Regions from separate parts of the Homo sapiens genome. Here all the other regions are linked to region 3. The links are chromatin contacts, found by Hi-C or POLR2A ChIA-PET in ENCODE. All regions are on one chromosome and are shown on one strand. Each heading gives the region's core, a stretch centred on a gene start or an enhancer-like site at or near the end of the contact. The rest is flanking DNA. Distances are from core to core; before and after follow the strand shown.

The links. Hi-C counts contacts between places; a loop is a spot of excess contacts on that map. ChIA-PET counts read pairs that join two places held with the same protein, here RNA polymerase II (POLR2A). Pooled maps may share reads with other maps.
Region 1: a pooled map shows a loop between it and region 3 (8-fold over the local background). The contact joins the promoter of GGCT here to the promoter of LSM5 in region 3. A Hi-C loop is called at or near these places in 1 of 37 single-sample maps with no recorded cell type and 9 of 50 pooled maps. POLR2A ChIA-PET finds 5 or more read pairs at or near these places in 1 of 52 experiments (activated CD4-positive, alpha-beta T cell).
Region 2: a map with no recorded cell type shows a loop between it and region 3 (8-fold over the local background). The contact joins the enhancer-like site here to the promoter of LSM5 in region 3. A Hi-C loop is called at or near these places in 1 of 168 maps with a recorded cell type or tissue (naive thymus-derived CD4-positive, alpha-beta T cell), 1 of 37 single-sample maps with no recorded cell type and 6 of 50 pooled maps.

The regions. Positions count from the first base shown.
Region 1 is chr7:30,503,561-30,506,260 of GRCh38, reverse strand. It overlaps GGCT (gamma-glutamylcyclotransferase), which reads left to right and starts at 1,432. Exons shown (of 4, transcript NM_024051.4): 1 at 1,432-1,692. The coding sequence starts at 1,552. RefSeq lists enhancers at 957-1,046, 466-1,344, 1,487-1,696, 1,345-2,224 and a silencer at 1,847-2,026.
Region 2 is chr7:30,736,951-30,739,650 of GRCh38, reverse strand. All of the region lies in intron 1 of LOC105375220 (a long non-coding RNA gene), which reads right to left. Among named protein-coding and RNA genes, the nearest start is that of INMT, 14 kb to the left of the region's middle. Within about 2 kb of position 1,275, at least 2 of the 41 ENCODE cell types and tissues checked have a DNase peak (open chromatin) inside an H3K27ac peak, as active enhancers do.
Region 3 is chr7:32,489,058-32,491,757 of GRCh38, reverse strand. It overlaps LSM5 (LSM5 homolog, U6 small nuclear RNA and mRNA degradation associated), which reads left to right and starts at 1,378. Exons shown (of 5, transcript NM_012322.3): 1 at 1,378-1,438; 2 at 2,414-2,509. The coding sequence starts at 1,393. RefSeq lists an enhancer at 1,426-1,475.

The DNA of each region.
Region 1 (2,700 bases), core at 183-2,682, 2.0 Mb after region 3:
TTCACCAAATGATATCACTGATGATCCTGGCATGAATCAATTATAAAATTCCATTATTCATTTAGGATGACTTAGTTGGCATACTTTTGTAAAGAGAACTGTTTCCTCATCAACTGATGCTCGTCATCAGCTGTATTTCAGTTACCCCGAAATACAGCTGCTACTAGAAAGGCGGAATACCTGTTTGTTTTCTTAAATTATCACTTTGCAGAGTAAAGTTGGTGTAATAGTCACCACCAATAGTGTGGCAAATGAAGTTATAGTTTTTTTTTTAATTTGGATTACTCTTTGGGGGGAATGGCTTTTTTATGTTTAAAGTTTCCAATCATTTTTCAGTTTGCAGTCATTGTTATTTTTGATTCTCAAATTGTTCTAATTTTGGCCAGTGGGCAACTTCAGGCTGGTTCCCATGTCCTTTTAGAAGGACCTCGTTCGTCTTGAGAGGCGTCCTGAGCTTCTGACACAAGATGTTCCAAGTTGTCCTCATTCACTCCTAGCTCCTGACCTGGCATCAGTCATTTCTCGAAGGATCACTTGGTACCTTTTAGTGGGGGGTGGTATTTAGAGATTAATAGCTGGGTGTCAAGGATAGACAATGTTCCTATGCCCTTATGTTCATTCAAAAGTTAACAATATAGGTTTTAAAAAATACACCCAGGATGTGTGTGTGTGTGGGAGGGGGTAACCAAAACACAATATAGGGGTTTCTACTGTGACCCTAACTTATATTATGATCCCGATTTTTAAAAAGAGGAAACGGAGACCAGAGGTGCCCAAAGTTACTTGGCTAGTAAATGGCAGCGTCGGGATTTAAGCCCAGGCATGTAACTTCCATGTAACAGGGAAGGGAGTCCCAAGCATTCAGAGGGGCCGCTCCAGCAGGCGACGGGTCCGTGGAAAGGGGTCAGATTGATGACCAGTGCTGGGGGTGCCGGAACCAGCAGAAAGGGTGAACGGACCCGTCCTGCCCGACTCCTCTAGGCCAGGAAGGCAGGACCCGGCGAGCTGCCGGATGAGGGAGCCGTTGATGGAGTCGCCTGGGCCGCTGTTTCGCCTCAGATCTGACCAGAACTTCCTAAGGCACAGAAAGTACCAAAGAACCACACACAAGCACCCCAGAGCGAAGAAACCAGTCACGCGCCACGACCTTCAGCCAGTGTCCATGGGACCCGACCCGCCTGTGAGGAGTGCCTGTCCACCCCTCAATCAGAGGAAGCCTTGAGCAAGGAGGGGCGGGACATCAGTAGGTCGTGTCCAATGAGGAGCCAGCGCCGGATTGCTTCAGGACAGACTATTTCTGAGTCTCGGCGGAAGGCGGAGGGAAGGCCGTGGGGATGGCCAATCAAAGGGGGCGACTCAGGTCGGTGGGGACCGGCAGCCAATCAGGAGAGCGCTCGCTCCTGACTCGACCGGCCCACGCTTCCCGCCAGTCCCCTAACCCTGAGGCTGCCGCGCGGCGGTCACTGCGCCGGGGTAGTGGGCCCCAGTGTTGCGCTCTCTGGCCGTTCCTTACACTCTGCTTCAGGCTCCAGTGCAGGGGCGTAGTGGGATATGGCCAACTCGGGCTGCAAGGACGTCACGGGTCCAGATGAGGAGAGTTTTCTGTACTTTGCCTACGGCAGCAACCTGCTGACAGAGAGGATCCACCTCCGAAACCCCTCGGCGGCGTTCTTCTGTGTGGCCCGCCTGCAGGTGAGTGCCCCCTCCCGCGCTACCCACGCCGGGGCCGGGATGCCCAGAAGGCGCTTCCTCGGGGGCACACGTGGCCGATCGGGCCAGGAATGCAGTTCTTCTTGATGAGGGTACTAGGACGCGGCTTCCGCCTCCTGGGCGGGTCCACCTCCTCCGCTGCGCCCACTGCCCGGCCCTGCCCGGGCCACGGTGCCCTCTCGGGCTGCCTGGAGCTTTCCCCCTCCTGGCCTTTGCACCGGCTGCTCGGTCTGCACCGATTTGGCCTCTCGTCCACTAACTTAACAGATTGCATACAGTTGGTACTTCTGGAGAGTCTTCTCTGACCCGTGTCTGGGAATTGGTTGCCTTCTGTTCTGTACATAACCTTTGTTACAGCACTTCTCACCTGGCATTGTGAAAATCCGTTTACCTGCCTTTCGCTCCTCATCTAAGAGGTCCTGAAAGCTGGGACCATGTCTTATTTGTAATAATGCTGTGTTCAGTTAGGTCAAGGGGCTGCATGAACTATAACCAGTGTTGGTAAATCATTGCTCTTCAGCCCAGTCCATTCATTCATTTAGTACATATTCTTCCGGCACTTAACACTAAGGGTATAAACATGATTGAGTAAAGTGGCTGTTTCGAGGAACTCTCAGTCTGTAGGACAGAGGTGCAATAGATTATGTTCAAAACCTTTTTGACAGCGTCGAATGAGACAAACATGATCTCTGCTAACATCGTGAGTTCTTAGTTGCAAGCAACAGAAACTGGCTGATTTAAGCAAAAAAAAAAAAAAAAAAAAAAAAAAGAATGTGTTGAAAGGCTATTGGAGAGCTCACAGAATGACCAGGAAGGCAGGAGTACAAAGCTGACAAAACGGACAAGCATAAAGGGAGGCACAGCAACTGTAATACAGTGGGCATCACACAACAGAACCAGCCCACGGAGCCTCTTCCACGCCACTGCTGAACTTGGTAAACGTGGATGCTGTATTGTCCACCACCCCCTGCCCTGGACACTGCCTGCCTC
Region 2 (2,700 bases), core at 26-2,525, 1.8 Mb after region 3:
TGGTGCCAGGGCAGGGGTTTTCACCCTGGATATGCATTAGACTTACCTAGGCAGCTGTAAAAGTCCTGAATCCTTGGCCTTACCCCAGACCAATTAGATCAGAAATTCTTGGAGATGCCACCCAGGCATCAGCACCTTGTAAAGCTCCCCTGGTGATTCAAATGTATGGAAGATTGAGAACTGCTGGCCTGGGCTGGTGCTTCTCAAACTGTACTGAGCTCACGAATTACTTGGGAGTCTGTCAAAATGCAGATTCTGAATCTGCAGATCTGAGGGGGGCAAATAATTTGCATTTCTGAAATGTCCCTAGGGATGCTGATGTTGCTGATCCAAGACCCATTCTGGGTACCAAGGGAACAGAGCACAAAGTACTTCCTTTCCACCTACCCCCAGCCCAGGCTTCACACTGTTAGTAAAGCAGGACTGTATGATAAGGTGTCTGAGTGTAGACCGATGATCCCTGATGTCCTAGATCCTTCAGGGCCTAGGCTCCTGAATGATTCGAAAAGGTCTTCTGAACCATGACGGAGCCATCTGTGCTGCCTCTATTGATATGTCATTGGGAGCATCCAAGAATCACTCACTCCTTCTAGAAGTTCATCTATAGAGCAGCTCTGTATTTCAGACCTACTTGCTGTCCTCTCCCCACCACTACAGTATCCAGCTGCCTCTACTGGCCTAGCCCGAGGACCCTCAAACTGAGCAGGTCCAAAGGCACACTGCCCATCTCCTGGTCCCCCAGCCTTGCTTCTCCTCCCCTCTCCCCAGCCCAGCAAGGACACTCCTGTGCAACCCTTATCCATGCCAGACACATGACTGCCACCCTAGCCTCTTCCTCTGTCACCGTTGGTCTGCACCACCAGCTTCCCCAGGCCTTGACATTACCTCCTAAACAGCTCTCAAATCCACCTAGTGGCCCTCATCGCCCCGCCACTGCCCTGATTCTGGTTCTATTATCTCGCCTCAGCACCTACCCCACCTCCAGGTTCTTGCTGTGTAAAGGGTGGTCCAAGGAGCAGCAGCAGCAGCATCACCAGGGAACTTATTAGAAATGCAGCATCTCGGGTCCCAGCCCAGACCTGCTGAATCTGATCTGCATTTTAACAAGCTCTCCAGGTGATTCATACATACATTAAAGTCTGAGAAGCACTGATCTAGAAATAGAGAGATGATGACAGGAAACAAGAAGGGAAAGAGAAAGCAGAAGAGAAGGGAGGTCCTTTTTAGCAGCCTCCATTCCTGGCTCCCTCCTCATATTCCACATCTCAGCTCAAAAGGTACCTATCCCTACTCTTACCACATAGAGTAGATGTTTCCCCCTCTCTTTCTCCATTCACTATCACATCACCCATTTATTTCCTTCATCTCACATGTTATTCTATTTTCTGTCTCTCAGTGACATAGAAATTCTGAGGCAGGAAACTGCTCTCCCTTGTTTGTGGTTGTGTCTAGTGCCTAGCACATGGTACATGTTGAATAAATAAATTGAATATGTGAAACTTATTATAGACTTCTGCTGCTGCAAACTTCACCTTTTGAACTAAGCAGTTTCTGAAGCCATCTAGTCCAATAGCTTTGTTTTATTCTTTATATCGCAAATGGGCCATGATGTAACAACTTGATGCTTTAAGCAGAACATCAAGACTTCAAAAAGCAAGCATGTACCAGAATGGGATCGATTGCAAAAACGACCACAGATTCTTCCCTTTCCAGTGGGCACAAGTCTTTGCAATATGACTTTGCCTCTTCTTCCATTAGGAGGTAGAGCTATTTCTCTCCACCATCTCCCTGTTCCTAATCTGGACTTGACCACATGACTTGTTTTGGCCATTAGCAAAAGTGATGCAAGCAGAGGTTTGAAAAGTGCTTACACACTGGAGCTTGTCCCCTCTCTTCCTTCTTGGTATTTACCCAAAGAAGTTGAAAACTCATGTCCACACAAAAATTCATGCACAAATGTCTATAGCATCTGTATTTATGAATTGATACAACCTGGAAGCAACCAGGATATCTGGGACTGCCCAGATAAATGCATAACTATAGTGCATCCAGACAATGGGTTATTTTTCAGGACTTAAAAAAACGATGAGCTATCAAGCCATGAAAAGACACAGAGGAAACAAACTTTCTTAATTGAAAGAAGTTGATCTGAAAAGGCTGCTTACTCTATGATTCCAACTATATGACATTCTGGAAAAGGTAGAACTATGGAGACAGTAAAAGATTAGTAGTTACCAGGGGTTTGGGGGAAGGAGGAATGATCAGGTGGAGCACAGAGGATTTTTATTTTTAGGTTAGTGAAACTATCCTATATGACACCACAATGGTGGATATGTGACATTATACATTTGTCCAAACCCATAGAATGAACAACACCAAGAGTGGACCCTAGTGTAGACAATGGAGTTTGGGTCATAATGATGTGTCAACATAGGTTAATTGATTATAACAAATGTACCACTCTGGTGGGGGATGTGAATAGTTGGGGGTGGGGACAGGGAACATATGAGGAATCTCTGAACTTTCCACTCAGTGTTGCTGTGAACCTAAAACTGCTCTAAAAAACAAAGTCTATTAAAAAATAAGCGCTTTCACAGTGGGACTTGTTCCCTTCCTTGCGGCTCTTAGGAACCCTGTGGCCCTCAGCGTATTAGTCCATTCTCACGCTGCTAATAAAGACATACCTGAGAATGGGTAATT
Region 3 (2,700 bases), core at 129-2,628:
AAAGGGCTATGTGCCAGGTCCTATGCTGACCACTTTTCATAGATTATCTCAATTAATCTTCACATTAATCTTATGAGTAGATACTGTTGTCCCCATTTTTTCCAATGGGTATATTGAGACTTAAAAAGTTAAAATAACTTGCCCATTGTCAAATAACTGACCATGGAATTTGAACCAAAGTCATTTAATTCAAAATGAAGAAATTTAATCACGTAAACTACTGCTTCCCATAATTCTCAGCCTTGAGGAACTCAGTCTATGAAGGAATGATGGGTGCTTAATGACCATTTGTTGTATGAATGAATGACGTTCTTTGTGGCCGCTCATGTTTATTGTTTAGCTTTTTTTTTTTTTTTTTTTGAGATGGAGTTTCGCTCTTGTTGTTCAGGCTGGAGTGCAGTTGCATGATCTAGGCTCACTGCAACCGCTGCCTCTCGGGTTCAAGCAGTTCTCCTGCCTCTGCCTCCCGAGTAGCTGGGACTACAGGCGCACGCCACCACGCCCAGCTAATTTTTGTATTTTTAGTAGAGACGGGGTTTCACCCATGTTGGCCAGGCTGGTCTCGAACTCCTGACCTCAGGTGATCCGCCCGCCTCGGCCTTCCAAAGTGCTGGGATTACAGTCGTTACCACTGCGCCTGACCTAGACTGTTCAGGTTTAAGTTCCTAGGATACAAATATAAAACAGACTAGGGCCGATACTTTGCTGTTTTCAACACAGAAGTGGAAAGCATGATTTTACACTTCTGGAATAATTTAGAGTGACATCTGGTGGTTGCCTGTGAGACAAGAATTGTTGAAGAAACTGAATTTAAAAGCCTATAATAAATAAGACTACCAGACATAAAAAGATAAGAACGATGAATTAAAGTAGTAAAAAGTTTAAAAAACATATCTTAAATCCTCACTAAAGAAAAATTTTAAAAAATGCTAGTTGCAGATTTTCAATCCACTGGACTTTAAAAAGAAACAATAGATTCCTTAATGAGTAGTTGTAACGAAAATTGTAACAGTTAATTGATGGCAGGAAATACGAATTGATTTATACTGGTTTGAAGATTCTGGCTTGAGAGGAAATGCAACTTTACGGGGGAAGAAGACTCAAACGTTACAGGAACAATTTATTCACAAGGCAAAATATCTTCAACGTCTCTCCAAAACTTCAAGGGCATTATGGGTATCTGCCGAGATGGTAAAATGTCCAGTGGGCAGGAAATATTTCACCGGATCTCACTTGCCGGGGAAAAAAGCCAGTGAACGCGACCCACGCAGCTGACTAGATCGTGCGCTCGGCCTCAGATTGGTCGAGCCTGTTTGGGCTGCGGAAAAAGCGGAAGCGCGCTTTTCAAAGTCGTCCCACCATCAATGAAGGCAGGCCACTTCCGGCGTAGCCATGGCGGCTAACGCTACTACCAACCCGTCGCAGCTGCTGCCCTTAGGTAATCGCCGTCCTTTGGGGAGCAGGAACAGGGAGCTGACATTCAGGATTGGGGGCCGAGGGGCTGTTCCGAGGCAGGCCCTGGCCGAGTGTGGGGAAATGTATAAGACCAAATGCGGTTCGACTCTGAGCTCCAAGTCTTCGCGACAGCAGGCCGCACCTGCTCTTTAACGTGGTCGGGCTCCTCCAGGCAAGGACTTTGACTTCTCAAACCAGACCTTCACTGGAAAAGGTCCACATTTAGTGAACGCGTCGTCGGCCTACTTTGTTGTGAGCCCGCCTCTGCAGTGTTATAGGTAGTAGGCCTACTTCTCAGCCTGGCGTTTACGATCCCCAGATTAGATAGACCATGTTATGTATGTGGTTGGTTAGTGACACTAACACCCTGGTCCGGAATGAGCCTTAAATGAGGAATCTGGAAACCAGCTCTGTTTGTTATTTATTCATTCAATAAGTAGTAACTGAGTATCTATACACTAGATACCGTGCCTGGGCATTTTTCAATGATAAACCATAGCCATTGCCTTCAAATAGCACACAAGCCAGTGGAGGAGAGAACACTGGACAAGTAGACATCATGCCACATAATGCTAGGCTAGCTAAAGAGATGTTCAAGCTACCGTCAGAGCACAGAGGATAGACAGAGTTGGGAAAGGGAAGCAGTGACCGGAGAGTTTCCGGTGAATATAATTATACCTATCTCCTCTTATATTTTTGTAGTTGGTGAAGAGTGATTGAACTAGTGGTCGTGGCCGTGATTGAAAAGTTTTCATTCCTTCATGCCACAGACTCTTTTGGAAGGCTCATTATGTGCCAGATGCTGTGCTTGAACTGAGATTTGTATTATAAGACCTAAAGTTATTGAATGAATGTTTTTCCTGGTTTTTCTTTCACTATATGCAAGTAAGAGTGCCAGTAGGCACTCAAATATTTGTTGAAATAATGAATGGTAAAATAATATTTTTTCCCTCCTCAGAGCTTGTGGACAAATGTATAGGATCAAGAATTCACATCGTGATGAAGAGTGATAAGGAAATTGTTGGTACTCTTCTAGGATTTGATGACTTTGTCAGTATCCTTTTAAAAGGTGGTGGTGGTATAGGTTTTTCTTAAGTAATAACATAAGAACTATAGACAATCAGTATATTTGTGATTATTATAATAAAAATCAGTTCATTCTCAGGGAACTTATGATAATGTTTTAAGAGGTATGTATTGAAAGACGGTAAAGTTCCTATCAACAACAAGCATTTTGAATTTGAG